Regions from separate parts of the Mus musculus genome. Here region 1 is linked to region 2. A link is a loop called in an ENCODE intact Hi-C map of the cell type or tissue named here. Cell type or tissue: heart. All regions are shown on one strand. Links, peaks and the distances in the headings refer to the core of each region. The heading gives the core; the rest is flanking DNA.

What was found. Hi-C counts contacts between places; a loop is a spot of excess contacts. Peaks named below come from ENCODE experiments on the same cell type or tissue, not always from the same donor. Only the 100,000 strongest peaks of a DNase experiment are listed, where the experiment ranks them.
Region 1: a loop joins it to region 2, with 9 times the contacts of the local background. A loop is called at or near these places in 3 of 42 quality-filtered maps.

The regions. Positions count from the first base shown.
Region 1 is chr14:21,898,798-21,907,237 of GRCm38, forward strand. No RefSeq gene overlaps it. Among named protein-coding and RNA genes, the nearest start is that of Comtd1, 54 kb to the left of the region's middle. In heart, for the core only: a CTCF peak has its summit at 4,824; a DNase peak (open chromatin) is centred at 6,354; H3K4me3 peaks cover 1,160 bases; H3K27ac peaks cover 3,979 bases; H3K27me3 peaks cover 155 bases.
Region 2 is chr14:21,976,861-21,985,300 of GRCm38, forward strand. It overlaps Zfp503 (zinc finger protein 503), which reads right to left. Exons shown (of 3, transcript NM_145459.3): 3 at 7,102-8,440. The coding sequence ends at 8,028. Among named protein-coding and RNA genes, the nearest start is that of A330001L22Rik, 8.4 kb to the right of the region's middle. In heart, for the core only: a CTCF peak has its summit at 4,744; DNase peaks (open chromatin) are centred at 4,751, 5,961, 6,351, 8,131 and 2 weaker places; H3K4me3 peaks cover 3,632 bases; H3K27ac peaks cover 2,848 bases; H3K27me3 peaks cover 2,472 bases.

The DNA.
Region 1 (8,440 bases), core at 262-8,261, 78 kb before region 2:
GTATGTATTTACTTATCCATTCATCTGTTGGCAGATGACTTGGGTCATGTCCATATTTTTGCCACCGAGAGTAGATTTTAAAAAAAATTTTTAAGATAACATTTACTTACTGTATGTATGAGCATGTGTGCTGTGGTATGTGTGTGTTTGTAAGTCATAGGACAGTCACAGAATCTATTTTCTCCTTCTATCTACTATGTGGATCTCAGGGTTTGAACTGAGGCTCAGGCTTGGCTGCAAGCACCTTTACTCACTGAGCCATCTTGCCAGCTGTCATCATTATGCTTGCTGCTGTTATGACCGAGTCTCTATTCACTTTTGGTGTCTAATGTCCCAGATATGGACCTTGGCTTGTCTGGGGTGGGAGTTGGATACTTCTGTGGGTCTCTCCATGTGAATTCTGTATGGGAGTCAGTTTAGACTTTCTCACAGCTATGTTCCAGATGCAATGAAGACGGGTTTCTCCCTAGCATCTAGTCCAGATGCTGATAGAGACGGGTTTCTCCCAACATCTAGTCCAGATGCTGATAGAGACGGGTTTCTCCCTAGCATCTAGTTCAGATGCTGATAGAGACAGGTTTCTCCCTAGCATCTAGTCCAGATGCTGATAGAGACGGGTTTCTCCCTAGCATCTAGTTCAGATGCTGATAGAGACAGGTATCTCCCAACATCTAGTCCAGATGCTGATAGAGACGGGTTTCTCCCTAGCATCTAGTCCAGATGCTGATAGAGACAGGTTTCTCCCAACATCTAGTCCAGATGCTGATAGAGACGGGTTTCTCCCAACATCTAGTCCAGATGCTGATAGAGACGGGTTTCTCCCAACATCTAGTCCAGATGCTGATAGAGACGGGTTTCTCCATCCCTGAGGGCCAGATGCCTGCTATTCAGGGCCTCTGTCTGTACTAGTTTCTCGGAATTTTTTTCCCTCTGGACTTCCAGAGTCCTCAGCAGAGATTCTGCCTTTGCTGTCTGCTTGTCCCCAACACCCAGAAACTCCTGACACACAGCAGGCACTCAATAAATAATTGTGGTTTTTGGTTCGTTTGTTTTTTCTTCCTTTTAAGTGTAAGGACTCACTAGCATCCCAGACTTGCCACCTTCCAGCATCAGCCTTCTGAGTGTTAGAATTTTAAACCATCATGTCCCTTTCCCTCCCTCCTTGCTCATGCCTATGTGCCTGCCTGTCCGTTGTCTATTTGTCTGTCCCTCCCTCCTCTTGAGACCTTCCTTTTCTTTCTTTCCCTATTATCCTCACCCATCTAATCCTCCTCAGGATTCTTAAGGTGTCATTTGAATGTGACAAATGTGACACCCTAGCACAACTTGGCTCATAAATGTATTATTCTTTTTTTTTCCTCCCAGAAGTAATATCACACAAGATTGGCTCATGATATGTTTATAGTTAACTAAAATTTCCAATTGATTTTTTATTCCTCTGCTGTGCCAGGTCTCTCCCATGTGTCCAGGGATTTTGTTATCAGAACAGAACTGGTCCTCTGGCCCTGAAAAGAGCGTCTAAGATAAAAACTGGGTGGCCGTGCTCAGCTACCTGGGAAACTGAGGCAGAAGGATTACTTGAACCTAGGAGTTTGAGCCCAGCTCAGGAAGTACAGTGCAACCCTGTCTTGAGGATGGAGGGCAGTGGCACCTGAGAAGTGGGATCCAGGACTATGTCTGAAGCAGATGGAGGGTCAGCATTTTGGGAAAAAAAAAGTGTCACACAAAGAAACACCCAAATAAAGCAAAATTAAGGAACATGGCAAGGCTGTCTGTCTTTCTGTCTCTCTTCCTTTCTTTATTTTTTCTTTTGTAAAAATGATGTGCCATGACCCAAACTTGGCTAGTAAGTAGCTCACATGTCTTATATTCATAAGGGGAAGCTTGGCTGTTCCTCATTGGCTGAGGTTCAAATTCATAATATACTCCTAATTGGCTAATTTGGAAAGCAACATGCGAATGAAGGGGAAGGGGAAGGGGAAGGGGGGCTGGCCACTTGGGGGAGAAGTTCCAGGAAAGCAACAGGCCTTTGTGTAAACAAAAGTTTTATGGTGGGGGAGATTAAAATATTTGCATAAAAGTTTTATAAGATGGGGTCTGCTTAAAAGATTTGCATAAAAGTTTTATAAGCTAAAGGAGATTAAAGATTTGCATAAAACTTTTTACAAGGTAGGGGATATTGGCCCTTGGCGCTAGTCATCTTTGGTAGAAAAAAATCCCTTTTCTCACAAGCTTGTGCCTGGCTTCCTGCTGGGGTGGCTTGGGGAATGGGTCAGGTGGCTAACTGCAGAAGCTGGGGTGACCACCACTCATCCTTGCCTTTCTTGCTTGGGAGAGGAACAAATCAGAGAATGAAAAGAGCCATTTTAGAGGGGGTTCATCAATCCATCACCTGGGCTGGTCCTGGGAGCATCGAGATTCAGGAATGCAGCTGTTTAGACTTACTGTCTGCCAGGAAGGGTGCAGGTGAGTCTTGCAGGAGAGGATTGTTTGCAGCCTTCTCTGCTCTGTGATCCAGTGGTCTTGTTTATTTTCATTGCAATGGAAAATAAAAAAAGAATCATAGATGCATCCTCCTAAAATTGGCCTGTCCCCTGAACTCTTGTATGAAGACTTTTTTTTAGCTTGCAAGAAGTCTATTTTCATCAAGGTAGGGAATGTACTAGCTTACCTTGTGGGAAAGTTTTATATGGAGCAGGATCCAGTACTGATGAGATAAGAAGACCAGACAGGTCACTGAGACCCATCACTAATGGGTTCACTGCTGGGCTTCACTGGTGCTTGTGTAGCTTGGTTTCTTGCAGGCAGTAGCTGTAGCACTCGAAGCTATGGAAGTCATAGCTTTACAATACCCAATCCAGAAGGTCTGAAAAGGGGCTGATAGAGTGCTGGTCCTGGCCTTCAACCTCATAAAACTGGGTATGGTGACACGTGCCTGGGATCTCAGCTGTCTGGAGGTAGAGGCAGGAGGGCCAGAAGTTTAAGGTCAATCTTGAACGTAGGATAAATGAGACTCTGTCTCAGATAACAATAACAAAGCCCACAAAAGACAATAACAATAAATATTTGAAGAGATTGAGAAATGTTTCTCTCAGAATCAGTCTATGAAGTTTCGCTGAAGGTATACGACTTGCTTAGCATGAGTCATGTGGTTATCCCTGAGTCAATCATTTTGACAGGAAGATGGGATACAGTGATTGACTAGGCCCAAGTCATACCAGGGTCTTTTCCAGGGACTGGCTATCTCACCATTATGTTAAGAGAAAAAAAACCGCAATGAAACCAGGCATTGGCCTATGATCGGTCAGTAAGAGAATTGAAGCTATGCTGTCTTCTCTTGGGGTCTACCTGGTATAGCATTCACACTTCTCTCACCTACCTCTTCATTCTCCTGCGTGGACTTAAACATCAGCCTTTTCTTCCCTCCTCAGTGTGTATGTATATGGATCAAAATGGCTTTCCCAAGCCCCAGCCACTGCATAGCTTTCAGAAACCCAACACTACCTGTGGCTGAGTTCATACTTCAAGGAAGAGAGAACCTGATTGGCTGCAGAGATAGGTGTTATCTTTTTATTACCGTTATTGATTTTGTTCTGCTGGAGATGGAGAGATAGGTGTTTAATAAACGACAGACTGGTCATCAGTGGCAAAGGATATTGTTAACAGGGTTCAAACATGGCTTGGAAGGACCAGTTTCTAAGAAAAGAGGCTGAGGGTGGGGTAGGTATGGCAGAGCAAGGAGGCTAGCAAGGGCCAGGGAACGCAGAGGACAGTAACACACATTGCCTTGACCTCAAGTAGTTTCAAGCATAATTTGACATTGACTGTGACTAATGGCCACAGGGTATCAGAGGAGGGTAAGGCCAGTGATGACCGCAGGCGGCAAGGATGGTAGTGGCCTCTGGGGAGGCAGAAAGGAAGGCATAAGGTTTTCTGCAGTTTGCAGTAGAGGGGTTCAGTACTCTCCTCTCTGTCTCCTCTGAAAACACCAATCTACTTAGATGACCCAGAATGGCCATCCCTCTGTGTCAGGATGCATGTATTAAAAACTATAAGCAGTTTTCATGACTTTTTTGAAAGTCACATTTACTCCCTGCTAAAAAGCCAAGGATGGGGACATAAATAGAAATAACTCCCTCTCTCTCAAAGCTCCAAGGTTAAGAGCAGGCCAATAATCCTCTGCTTTTGGAGACTATAAACAAATCCGTGAGGGCCTCCAGGCAAGGATTCTACTTTTATTTTGTGGTCCAGAAGCATTCTGGATTTGCCCAAGGCCTCAAATCTGGGACTGGAATGAAGCTGCTGGCTGCCAGCCCCTGGATAGACCTGGCCAATCTCTGTGTGAAAGGTGTGGGGGACTACCCCACCTTACAGAGGGACTAAAGACCAGGCCTAGGGATGGATGTGTGGCTCAAGCCAAATCCAGACAGGGGCCAGCAACTCCTCAGAAAAGGGGCTGAAGTTCCATTCAGAGTGTCTTATCTGGACAGACCTCCTTTCCTGCTGGGGGGAAAGGAAGAAAGAATTTTTCTCTGCTGTTTCTTCTCTTTCAGACAGATCAGAGTTCAGATGCTACCCCCTCCCCCCAGCTAAGTTCAACTGACAGGGGATTGTGGGGGGCACTATGAAAGGGGCCTTTACCCAAGTCATACAGGGAGCTGGGGGTCTTGGGTCACCGGCTCCGGAGCACCTGGCTTTGGATTTGGATACAGTTTCCAGCACACAGTGGTTTGTATTCATTCTCAGGACCTGAAAGCTATAATTGCAAGTGCTGTAAGCTCAAAGCCTTCACAGTCTTGTCACTGCTGTGGTGTCTCCTCATGGTGTCACTCACGGGCTGCCTCACTAAAATGTCAGGGACCCAAACCTCACTTGACCTCAGAGAGGCCCCGAAGGCAAAAATCTCGCAAGAGGACAGAGGCTCCAGAGGAGGGGTCCTGAGGAAGGAAGAGAGGGTCTGGCAAGGAGGACAGAGGGGCTGGGCGGAAGAAGAGGGAGCCAGGGAGGCGGGTGAGGGCCATGGCGAGGGCCCCTTGTCAAGGGTCTATCTGCAGGATGATTGATGCGAGCCCGGGTTTTTCTGTCAGCCTGTCACGGCGCAGGAATGTTTAATGTTCTCATTATTGGTTACGCTGTTGTGTATATTTCTCTGTCAGCACCACGGACCCAGCTGAACTGGCAGAGCACTTCAAAGGCCTGCGGGTCATTCATCATCCCCATGACGCCCAGGCAAACGCTCAGCTTCAGCTCCGCGCCAGGGATTTGTTATGACTTGCAAGCGGACTGACAGACAGGGCTATGGCAAGGAGGGGACAAGGGCTGCAGAAGGCCCCCTCCGACCCTTTTTTTGTCACTCTGGGTTCAGGGCCGTGCCTTTGTGCCTCCAAGACCAGCTAGGGGTGACCCTTCAGCACACGTGTGTGCTGGGTCAAGAGTACAGGGTAAACTTGGGTGAGGGGCTCCCTAAAGCACCCCAAATCCTCTCCCTGTCCTCTCTCCTCTGGATACTTAGTGGTATCCCCCCTAAAGTTATGCTGAAGTTAGGTAGTAGTGGTGAGGGGAACCCAAACTTGCAGGGCCAGGGAGGGGTGGGGGGGCAGGGAGAGCCGGGAACATGGGGGCTTTGTTCCCTTTCCCAAGCCTGACATGATTAATCGTTTTCTTCTGATCTAATTTTGGAACATGAAAAACAGCACATTTGTCTTGAAGAAAAATGATGTGCCGAACTGCGCAGATGGAAATTTCGAGCAACGAGAAAGATTAAAGTGAAACCCCACTCCTTAGACCTAATCATGAGTTGTAGATTATTCTGTCGGCCCAGCCAGATGGTAGCTCTGATTCCACGGCCCCTTCTTATATTAATGAATACTAGACTGTTATATTTGACTTAGGTAAGTGAAATGTCTATCAGAGCTAATGGGCTGCCAGCCAGCATAACACATGTTGTACCGCTAAGGGTCCTTGCTGCATTTTTCATGTTTTATACTAATGTAGAACATTTTGTTTCCTACTGGTTTTCATCATTGTCACTGTTTGCTAAATATTTTCGCATGGAAAGGGTGGGGGAGGGAAGCAGAGTCAGGAGGAAAAAGAACCCCCCCTCCCCAAACTTGTGTCCAAAGCTAATTTCCTCCCGCCGGGCTTGGCTATAACTCTGCAAGTAAAAACAGTCACTCGGAGCAATGCGTACAGGAACTCAATAGTAACGTGATTAAGTCCCTAGTCAAGGAGACTACACTCGACTCTATGTTAACAAACCTAATTATAGCCCTGTAGTGATAAATAGGGCCCAGGTCCTTGCTGCATATCTCTGAGGTCACGTTCAGAGAGCGGTTTGACCATCTCTCGTCTCTGGGGAGGGAACTGTCCTGGGGAGGCATCCCAGGCCCAGCATAGCAGAGAGGCGGTTCTCTCTGACCCAGTTGTTCAGTCCCTGGGGAGGGTGAGTAGATGCCAGGCAGTTTTCAGAGCAGAAGGTCTGAGGTGTAAGTAACTTTGGGCTTTGCTGCAGGAAGTGGGAACTGTCATCTCTGCCTTTCTCATCAGTGACCCCAGGCAAGCCTCTGAGGTGGTGACTCCCCTTGGACCAAGCAGATGATAGCTCAGATCTGCCTTCTTCCTCCCGACTTCTCTGAGCAGGAGAGACCTGGAAAAGCTTGCTGTTGTTGAGGAAGCCCAATATTCCTTCCTTAAGAAGGAAGGCGTGGTATCCTGGAAAACGGGGAGTCCTGATGATGGAACCTGAAAGCTGTTTGGGACAGATGACATGGGGTTGTGGATCATTTTCAAGGGACAGTGTCCTAAGAATAGAAGGGAACCCACATCTGTGAACACCACAAGATGCAGCTCAAAGCCTTGGCTGGCAGTAGGTGGCCCCCCTTCAGCTTCTCCTGCCTCATTTCTCACCTGTCCTCAACCATGAGCCCCACATTTCTGCTTCATGAACCTTTTTAGTGTCCCTAAGATTACCAGGCTCATATAGAACAATGTGCTCGTGCCCATTTTATTTCTGACTCTCCGAGCCCTCTGGCTTCTTTCTCTGGAAACCCTCTACACATTTAAAGACCCATCTCCCATGTCTTTACTCTGTCACATTTGGGGACATCCTCTAGATGTCATACTTAGGCACTTCACTCTCTGGATCCCCAGTAGGATTTAGCTGTGTCCCCATAACTCCTATGTTGAATCCTTGATATCTGACTGGTAGCACTGTTAGGGAGACCCTGGAAACGGCATGGAGCCTGGCTAGAGGAAGTAGGCTATGGCTGAGCGTGCCTTTAAGGCCATGGCTGGTCCTTAGATCCATCTTCAGTTTTGCTTCCTGTCTGCCACAAGGTGGGTAGCTTCTTTCTGCATACCCCCCCCCCGTCCCCCGCCACTATGTTTTAACCAGATAGTAGACACAGAGACAAGGACTGGAGTGACTGTGAATGAAGCCTCCTGAAGCTGAGCTAAAAGGAATCTCCTTTAACTTGTTTCTGTCAGGGAACTGGTCACACTGACAAGAGAGGAACTAATAACACCGAAGTAACACCAAAGCGGTCTTTTTAAACACTAAACAACTTTTAATGCTTACATTCTGGGAAGCAGAGGTAGGCAGATCTCTGTTAGTTTGAGGTAAGCCTAGTTAAGGTTAGCCAGAATCTCATAGTAAGACCCTGTCTCAAAGGTATCTATTAGCTTATATTAATTACACATAATAATACATTCCACTAAAATATTTTCATGCATGTATATAATGTATTTGGATCATCTTCACTCCATAACCCATTCTTATTCCTTCTGTCTCCCTTTGCTCCTTCATTCTAACTGGTCCCCCTTGTATTTTGATATTTTTTCATTTTGTGTGTGTGTGTGTGTGTGTGTGTGTGTGTGTGTGTGTGTAGACACCCATGGAAACAGAAGAGGATGATAGATCTCTTTAAAAAAAACTCACTGGGATACACAGAGAAAGGAGGGAGAAGGGAGGAAGGGAAGGAGGGAGGGATGGACAGAGGGAGAAGATGCCAGAGTACAAAGGGGACCAGTTGGAGAGAAGCTGCACTACTCGAGTAAATTACCTGCCTAGAGATCCCAAGGGAGGGGTGGGGTTTATTTTGGCTCACAGGTTCAGAGAGAAAGAGGCCCTCACGGGGAGGGAGGCCTGGTAGCAGGCTGTAGGAAGCTGAGCAACCGACCACATTTTCATCTACACACAGGAAACAGAATGAACAGGAAGTGAGACCAGGTTGTAAACCCTTAACTGCCTCACATGCCACCCTCCCTCCCTGCAAGGCTGAGCCTCCTAAGGTTCCATGACCTTCCCAAACGGGGCCACCCACTGGGGCCCAAATATTCGAATATATATAAGCTTATGGGTGCATTTCCCACTTAAATCACAGCAGTTACCCTTATCTACCTATGCCTTCTCAGGGAGGGGTAGGCCTTCATGAGTCCCTCC
Region 2 (8,440 bases), core at 202-8,201:
GGGCTGGCAGAATTGTGATTGAAGACCCTGGGTTTCTGGTGACCAATGGCCTTCCAGCCTAGACTGTCCACTTGTACTTTGAGAGAACATTTATCTTCCTTATATCATGATGTAGGGTTTTTTTTTTTTTTTGTTACTGTCAGAAAGTGCAGTTTCTAACTAATGTACTGAAGTTCACCTTGGGCCTAGGTTTTAAGTCCAAACTTACAAGTTTCCTAAGGCCATGCATGTTCCTTTGTGTTCCCCAAACCCTTTGAAAGAATAGTTGCCCTTAAGACAAACAACTTGTTGCATATTTCTCTTTTTAAAAACTTAATTATGTGTGTGCATGTGTTATACATATGTAGGTATGTATGCCTTTTGTACGAACAAAGAAGGACATTGGGTGTAATGTTTTCTGACATCCTTATGTCTTCTTCCCTTGAAATGGAGTCTCTCATGGAACCTGGAACTCTGAACTCAGGTCCTCACTATGTGCAGGGGGCAATCTTACTTAGCCCTGTTCTTCATCTCTGTGCTCTCCTTTTGCCTCCCTTTTTCTAACACGTATCAACACCTGCTAGGTTTTATGTACCATGCTAGCAGAGGAGTTTTCTCCATTAACTCAACCTATAGACTTGGTAGACAATAGAAAAAAAATATCTGAGGCTGGGGATGTAGTTCAGTTGATCATGCTTAGTATGCATGAAACCCTGGGTTGGCTCTCCAACACTGCATCAACTGGGTATGGTAGTATAATCCCAGTACTCAAGGAGTGGAGGCCAGAGGACCAGCATTTCAATATCATCCTTGCCTACATAAAGAGTTCAAGGCCAGTCTGGAGTACATATGACCCTATCTTACAAAAGAAAAAAAATGTGTCTGGAAGATACCAGATAACTTCAGATACAGGACTTGGAGGATCCTATCTGGTTCTGACCCGAAAGCCTGTCTGAGGATTAGCTTTCATGGTACTGGAAGGTGCCATAAAAACTTCCAATGGAGAGAAGCAACCAGTTGTTCTTGTCATCTATGAGGCCATGAACTATAGCAATGGCCAGCATGGCATGACATTCCTAAGGGCATAATAGTGGCATGTGTACATTGGCAGTAACCAACAGCTCTTTGGTTGGACCAAAGGCCCACTCAACAAGAGGAAAATCATGCCTGGTACCAGAAACCAAGCCAATAACTAGAGGCTGGTTAGGTCGTGGATCCTGGAGAATCTACAACTGCCGCTTTACCAAACCAGCATCACCCCTAGAAATGTACCCACAGATGAATGTACTTATACCCACAGATGAGCGTAGTCCTTACCCCTCATCAAGAAAACGTTCTTTGCAACAGATGGAGACTATCACAGAAGACCACAGCCAATCAAAATGCAGAGAACCATGTTCTGGCTGGCCCTGACTGATGCATCTAGAACATAATTCCTGCACCTCAGTCTCAGAGATCATAGTGGAAAGGGCGCAGAAAGATTGTGAGAGCCAGAGGAACAGTGAGATTGTGTTTCCTAAAGATGTCAGAGAAATGATGAGACCCATGAAGTCTCATCAGAATAGCTGTATAAGTAAAATCTGAACAAGGATACCAAATAGACATGCCTTTTGTACAAACAGGATGGGAGAAAGCTCACAAGGCCTCAGCTATAGATCAAGAACCGCAGGCAACTAAGGGATGCTCAGAGTGGGAGAAACAGGCATGCCCAGGGAAAGGCACACCAATCGATCACCAACACCAAGTGGTCATCCCAGGGAGCTTTCAGAAATTAGGGTGGTAACAGCTAAGGCCAAAGGAGGAGTTTGGAGTTAGCAATATGAAAGAGCATGTGGGGGCAGGCCCAGAGTCCAGTGCTGCGTTATAGGAACACATCTTTGTTCCCCCTTTGTTCCTCACTTGTGAGATGGGGAAGGCAACAGAGATAGATACCTATAAACGTATGGAAACGTAAGGAGCATCAGCATCTGAGGCAGCATGCCATTCACCTGTATGCACAGCCACAGGTCACTTTGGAGAGGACTTCACCGTTGTATCTGTCTTACTCCTGGTTACACAGCTGTGGGGAAATCCTCGTCAATCCTTATCCCTGTCCCAGTGGCTTTCATATGTCTACTCTCACCTCTGTGTAAATACAGAGTGTAAAAAGGGGGAGACCTGGAGGTGAGGATTGAGACAACTTCCTTCCTTCCTTCCTTCCTTCCTTCCTTCCTTCCTTCCTTCCTTCCTTCCTTCCTCATTCATTCATTCATTCATTCATTCATTCATTCATTCATTCATTTTTTGAGATAGGGTCTCACCATGTAGCCCCAATGTCCTGGAACTTAGTGTGTAGACCAGATTGGCCTTGAACTCACAGAGATCTGCCTGCCCCTGCCTCCTGAGTGCAGAGAGTAAAGTTGTAGCTAATAGACTCAGCCTAGTATTGGGATAATTTTGAGGGTGGTATATTAGTCACTTTTTTTTTTTGTTGTTGCTATGAAAAATTACCTGGCAAAAGTAACTCTACAGAAGAAGGACTCACTTTGGGTCCCATTTGGGGGACACAGTTCATCACATTAGGAAGACACGGTAGCTGGAGCATTGTCCATAGGGCAGAGGGATCTGCTCATGCTTGAGCAGATCAGAAAGCAGAGAAAGATCAGAAAGTTGGCTGAGCTATTAACCTCAAAGCCTGTCCACAATAACTTACCCTTTCAGCCAGCCCCCACCTCCTGAGACGATTCCAGCACTAGCTGCTGGGCTATGTTCAAACACATAAGTTTGTGAGGGTCCCTCACACTTGCGCAGTAACAGGGGCAGAGAGAGAGGGTGGGGGAGGGGGAAGAAGGCATTCCAGGGGAGGACCATACGATTGGCATAACTGAGTAGGAGATTGGGGTTTAGCTAGCAGGTAGAGGGTTTGAACTGTGTTTGTGGAGCCATGGAGAGCACCAAATAGGACTCATCAGAAGAGGAACCATGATCACAGGTACCCTGGAGAAGCTACTGGGTCAAGGGAGCCACAGACAGCTCTTCAGGCTTTACTGAGAGCCACGGTAAAGGCTCAGTGTAGGTCAGATAGGAACTTGGACACTTCAGATTTTAATTATTGTTGATTTTTCCCACCCATGCTGAGAATCAGACCCAGGCCCCACATGTGCTTGGCACATGATCTATCATTGAGCTGTTCCCAACCCTTATATTTAGTATCTTATTTGAGGCTCCAAATCACTCCCGGTAGGATGGAATTAGTGTCTCCATTTTACTGATGAGAACATGGAGGAGAAGAGGAAGGGAGGCATAGAATAAGCCAAGGAGGAGCTAAGAGCCTGGCTCACTCAGTCCTGAACCTGTTCCTTCTACTGTAGCTTATGGTTTTAAGCTGTCACATGCTACAGTAGAAGGGACACTTTGAGAATGTCTCCTACTGCCACACCAGACTGGGACTCAAAGTATTTTACAGACACCTTCTACAAGCACTCCACTGGCACCCATCCCCACCCCTGATTCCAGGCACATTCTGGGATCAGCACCTCCCATTTCAGGCCGGTGGTCTGCTAGATAGGAACCCACATATTCCATATCAAAGATGCCAGCCTAGGCACCCGTCGGATCTCTGAGTAGACGTGACTGACATCTGAGGAGATAAAGTTGCAGGATGGCGGCAGTGGGCTTTTGGATAGGGTAGAGAGGACATGAGTGTGCCCATGAGTTGACAGTTTCTTAGGTTGGAAGAGAGTTCATGGGAGTCCCTCACACCATTACTTCAATCTCCGTGTTTGGAAAAGTCTTCATAATAAAAATTAAGATAACTCAGAGGACCTCCCCTGCCCACCCCCATACCAGATAAGTCAACGTCTGGTTTCGGGCATTGCCCTATTTTAAAATCTCCTCCTGTAGGGGCAGCCAAGGTGAGAATCCTGCTTATGCAGCTTGAAAGCCTCAAGGTAGAGTCATGCCCAGCCTCAGCTTCCTCATTTGGAAAATGGGGTAAATGACCCCATGGCGGTGTTGTGAAGGTTAAATAGGATGAACACTAACATGTTGGCTGTAGTCATTAAGAGAAGCAAGGTCACAACTCACAGCAAAGATGTGGGGGTCACTTAGCTTCTCCACCAGAGGAAAGGAAACATGTTGGATAGAATTGAATGGAGAAGGCTTTGTCCTCTAGCCCTACCATTCACTTCCCGGACTTTGTCTTAGTTTCCCCATTGAGGTGAAAGACCTGTAGAGAGACCTCAAGAGGCTTCTGTGAGCTGTCTCCTGGCCTGTGAAACAGGCACCCCAGAGGACTCTGAGTCTCATCCTCTATCTAGGCCACCTGCTCCAAGCAGAAGATGTTTGCACACCCAAGAGCATGCAAGACAGGGCGGGAGTGTGTGTGTGTGTTACTGGAGCCTTGAGAGTGACAGTTGAAGCGTCTCGAAGTTAGGTGGGACATGTGAGACCTGTAAGCGCGAAGTGTGTGTGTGTGTGTGTGTGTGTGTGTGTGTGGTGGTGGTGGTGGTGGTGGTGGTGGTGGTGGTGGTGGTGGTGGTGTAGGGAGCAGCCAGCTAAACTGGAAGCTACATGGGTAGAAGAGGAGCAAGGAGGTGGTTTGCAAGCAAGGAGATGGCTTGCAGCAAGAAATGACTGAGGAATGACAGGTTGGGGGACCCCTGAAAGCAGGAAAGGTGGAGGCGGCTTGGGGTCCTGGGGTGACCACCCAGCCTGAGGCCTTTGGGCTGGCCTGGGTTCCTGGTATTTTCCCCGGCTCTGTTGGGATCTGCAGTGCCGCCTAGCGGACATGCTCGCGGTTCAGGCTCCGGCCGACGACTGCAGCGCTCGGGCGCTCTCCACAACTGCGGAGAGAGTGGCTGAGAGGCGGAGGAGGGGAAGGCTCCAGGATGGCGTGGGGAGGGGCGCATGTCTCTCCTGGGAGGCTCGAGAACTCCGCCCGGACCCGCAACACGTACTGGCATCCTCCATCCTATAACTGCCCCAGAGTGACTTGGCTCTATCCCACATGTCGGGAATCTTTCCTGGCCTTAACCTCCCCCCCCCCCGCCCCCAGCCCCGAGGTTCTGGGATTTTGCTGCTTATGCCTAACTTCTCCCAGAAGAGCGTTTTATTAAAGTTTTTCTTTCTTTCTTTCTTTCTTTCTTTCTTTCTTTCTTTCTTTCTTTCTTTCTTTCTTTCTTTCTTTCTTTCTTTCTTTCTTTCTGGTTTTGTTTTGGCTAATATAATGCCAAGAAGGAGCTCGAAAGCTCGAACGTCCCAGTAGTCTTTCTGCAGGTCCCAGGCTTAAATTGCAGGGCTGAGGAATGTGTAGGCCTTTCCTATCAGAGCGGGTTTTTTTTTTTCTTTTTTTTTCTTTTCTTTTCTGGTGGGCAGGGCGAAGCGACAAAAGAACCTCTGCCCAAAGATGCAAGGTCGTGGTGGGCGAAGCTTGTGGGTCCCAATGCCAGCGGCCTGTGGCTGGTACTGGTGAGGGGGCTTAGACAGCGGCCTGCCTTTCAGATCCCAAGGCCGGGGTCCTGAGATGTGGGGGGCTTCCATGGCATCATCTACTTCCCAACCTGGTGGTGTTCGGAGTTTGTCCAAGCACCTGGGGTGGTGAGCTGGCCCATGTTCTCAAGAAGCTCAGGCCAGCCTAGTGTCTCTCCTCCGAACCAGAGTGGCAGCAAGGCCGCAGTGTTCCTTCTCCTGGCGCCAGGTCTGGGTGCCAGAGTTTCAGGCCGGCAGGCTGCACCCTTCGGGGAAGCAGCAAAGAAGCCAGAGTCTTCCCAAAGTCTGCTCCTGCGCCGGTCCGCTGTGCGTGCCACCCGGGGGAAGGTTCCCCCTGCGTTAGGCTGGTGCTAAGGAGCAGGGTGGGAAAAAAAAATCTAAAAAGCCACTGAGTCCTATGCAAATGGCATCAGGGCCCGGGTGGCTGTTCCTCCCAAGGTCCAAAGCGGAGGGTAGACTTGGCGCGTGGCTCAAAGACGACAGAGAGAGCTGGGACAGAGGGAAGCCAGAGGCTGGGAGAACCCAGAAAGGCCTAACTCCAGGAGGGTGCGCCATGGGGTGCGCGCTCTACGTCCTTAACTCTCTGGTCCCAGGATCCACCGAAGGGTGTCCTGTGCCCAGCGCTCCAACAGCTGAAGAACTCCAGCTCCAGCAAGGGCCTCTAGGTCTCGCTGAGACCGGGCCATCTCCCTACCCTGTTCTTCCCAGCTTCTGCTGCCGGGTGATGAGGCTCAAGTTGGGAAGAAGGGAGAACGCAGCGGGGATCCACACATGGATCCTGCCGCGCCGTTCGCCCTGAACAGCACAAAATCGCTTCTGCGAGGTGAAGCAGGGCCGCCAAGACGCCTCGCATTGCTGAGTTTAAAAGGGGATTTTTGGGTTCCTGGAGCCGGAGCGCACTCTTGCAACCCGGACTGGGCAACCGCACAGCTGCGGAGCGATCTGGACAGGGAAAAGCAGCCTGGGAGAAGGCCTGCCATCCGCTCTAACTCCAGCAGGAAGAAGACAGGCGGCGGGTGGGGTGGGGTGGGCAGGGTGTGAAGGGGGTTGGGATATTTGACTATCTCTAGGTCTAAAAAACTCACTTTGTTCCCGAAGGACAAGAAGGTCCTGCCGGCTCTCTCCAGGTCAGCAAATGTCCTCCCATCCCTGCTAGTCTGTCCCGGCTGTCTGCCCCAGGCCGGGGATGCTTGAACTGCGAACAGGGGAACGGCTAGGCAGTCGCGTGTCCCGGGGGTAGGGGGGCCTCTGGCTCAGCCGGGCGAGTCCCAGCCTGCTCTACTCTTTGCACAAAACGAAACTCAAACGCCCCCCCCCACCCTTAAAATGGAAATTTAACAAAAGCCAAAGCTTCTATTTTCTCTGCTTTCACTTTTCACACAGCAGCTTCCCAGAGATTTAAATAAAAACGAAATGAGCAATTAGCTAAGGCTACTATCTTTCCACATTGGAATTCTTTCTTGAAAAAAACATTTTCCCCTAAGGCCAATCATTCAGCTGGCCAGCCCTTCTGAAGCTTTCGCCTATTCAAGAAAATCACAACAAAGCAGTAGGAAATTCATAGCCACGATCCTGGGCTGAAGATATTAGGGAGGTCCCGGGAATCCGCAGCGGCTGAAACCGCTTTAATAAAAGGAAAAAATAAAAAGATAATAAGAAGTAAAACCTTTTAATACATCAAATATACGGAATTTTAATCTTTAAAGCGATACATTGTCTATTATTTTAGCACATGACGTAAACCTTGTCCCCTTCTCAGCGGGTGGACTTAAAAATTAAAAATAGTTAAGTGTTCCTTTTAAAGAACAAAATAAGGCAAATGAGGTTTTGGAATAGAATTGTTTTTCCTTTTTTTTTGTTTTCTTCCAGAATACATACAAAAAAATACCCATTCTCTTTCGATGGTATACACCTTAAAAATAATTGCAATTTGAAATCAGAGTTGACAAATTGTGACTTATTTTGTTTCGTCGTTTTCATTTCTTTTTTGTAACAAACATGCATGTAAATTTGAGTTTCAATCAGACATTAAATAAGAACGCACAATACAATCATAGCAATTTTAAAGTAACATTAAAGAGAAGACCCCTAATTCTGTAGCGGCTTTGTTTTTATTTATACTCTACAAGGGATCGGAGGGTTTGTTTTCCACATATTTACCCTCGAGTTTTAATTCCCCCCCTCCTCCTTTTAACCTACGGAGCTCAAACTAAATAATGCACTTTTGAACCACGGGTCCGCTTGGAGCTAACATAAATAAATACCAATGTTCACCGGCGAAGTCCTCAGATGAACACTTTTTCAATTAGTTTTCCTTCTTTTTCTATAAAAAGTCAAATGATTTTTTTTCAACTTTTATAAAGTTTGATTGGGGGAGTAGGGGTGGAGGAGAAGTTTCGCATCCAGGCTCTCTCGATCTCTGTGGTTGGGTGGATAGGTAAGATTTAAACTTTCTTTTCCCTTCCGTAGCCCGGGTCTTCTGCCCCTGCGGGTGTCAGGAACCTCGCTCGGGTCCTGCCCCTCCCTCGCTCCTCCCATCCCCCAGATCCTTCCTCTTTCCAAATTCCTCTGGGCCGCCCTCACTGATACCCCAGTGCGGAGGCAGTGGTCAGTCTCTGTCCGTAGAGGGCATAAGGGGAGTAGTATGGTCCGGTGGCGGCAGGCACCGGCACTGGGGCACCGGGCGTGGGGAGCGGGCTCTTGGAATACGGGTGGTAGCGGCTGCTGAGTCCCAGTGCGTGGTGGGGGCTGCGCAGCGCCAGAGTCCCTGGGCTGCCCGGTGCGCCCGACGTGGGGATGTGCATGTGACAAGCCATGGCTGCTGCTGCGGCGCTGGCGAGAGACGAAGAACTGGGGTAGCCCGACAGCAGTTTGTCTGTCCCTGGGAAGGCCGTATGGGTCCGCAAGTGGCTCAGCAGCTCTTCGGAAGTGGCGAAGCGCTTGTCGCACGGCCCATTAGCAGACACCCAGTTGCAGATGTGGGGGAGCGGGT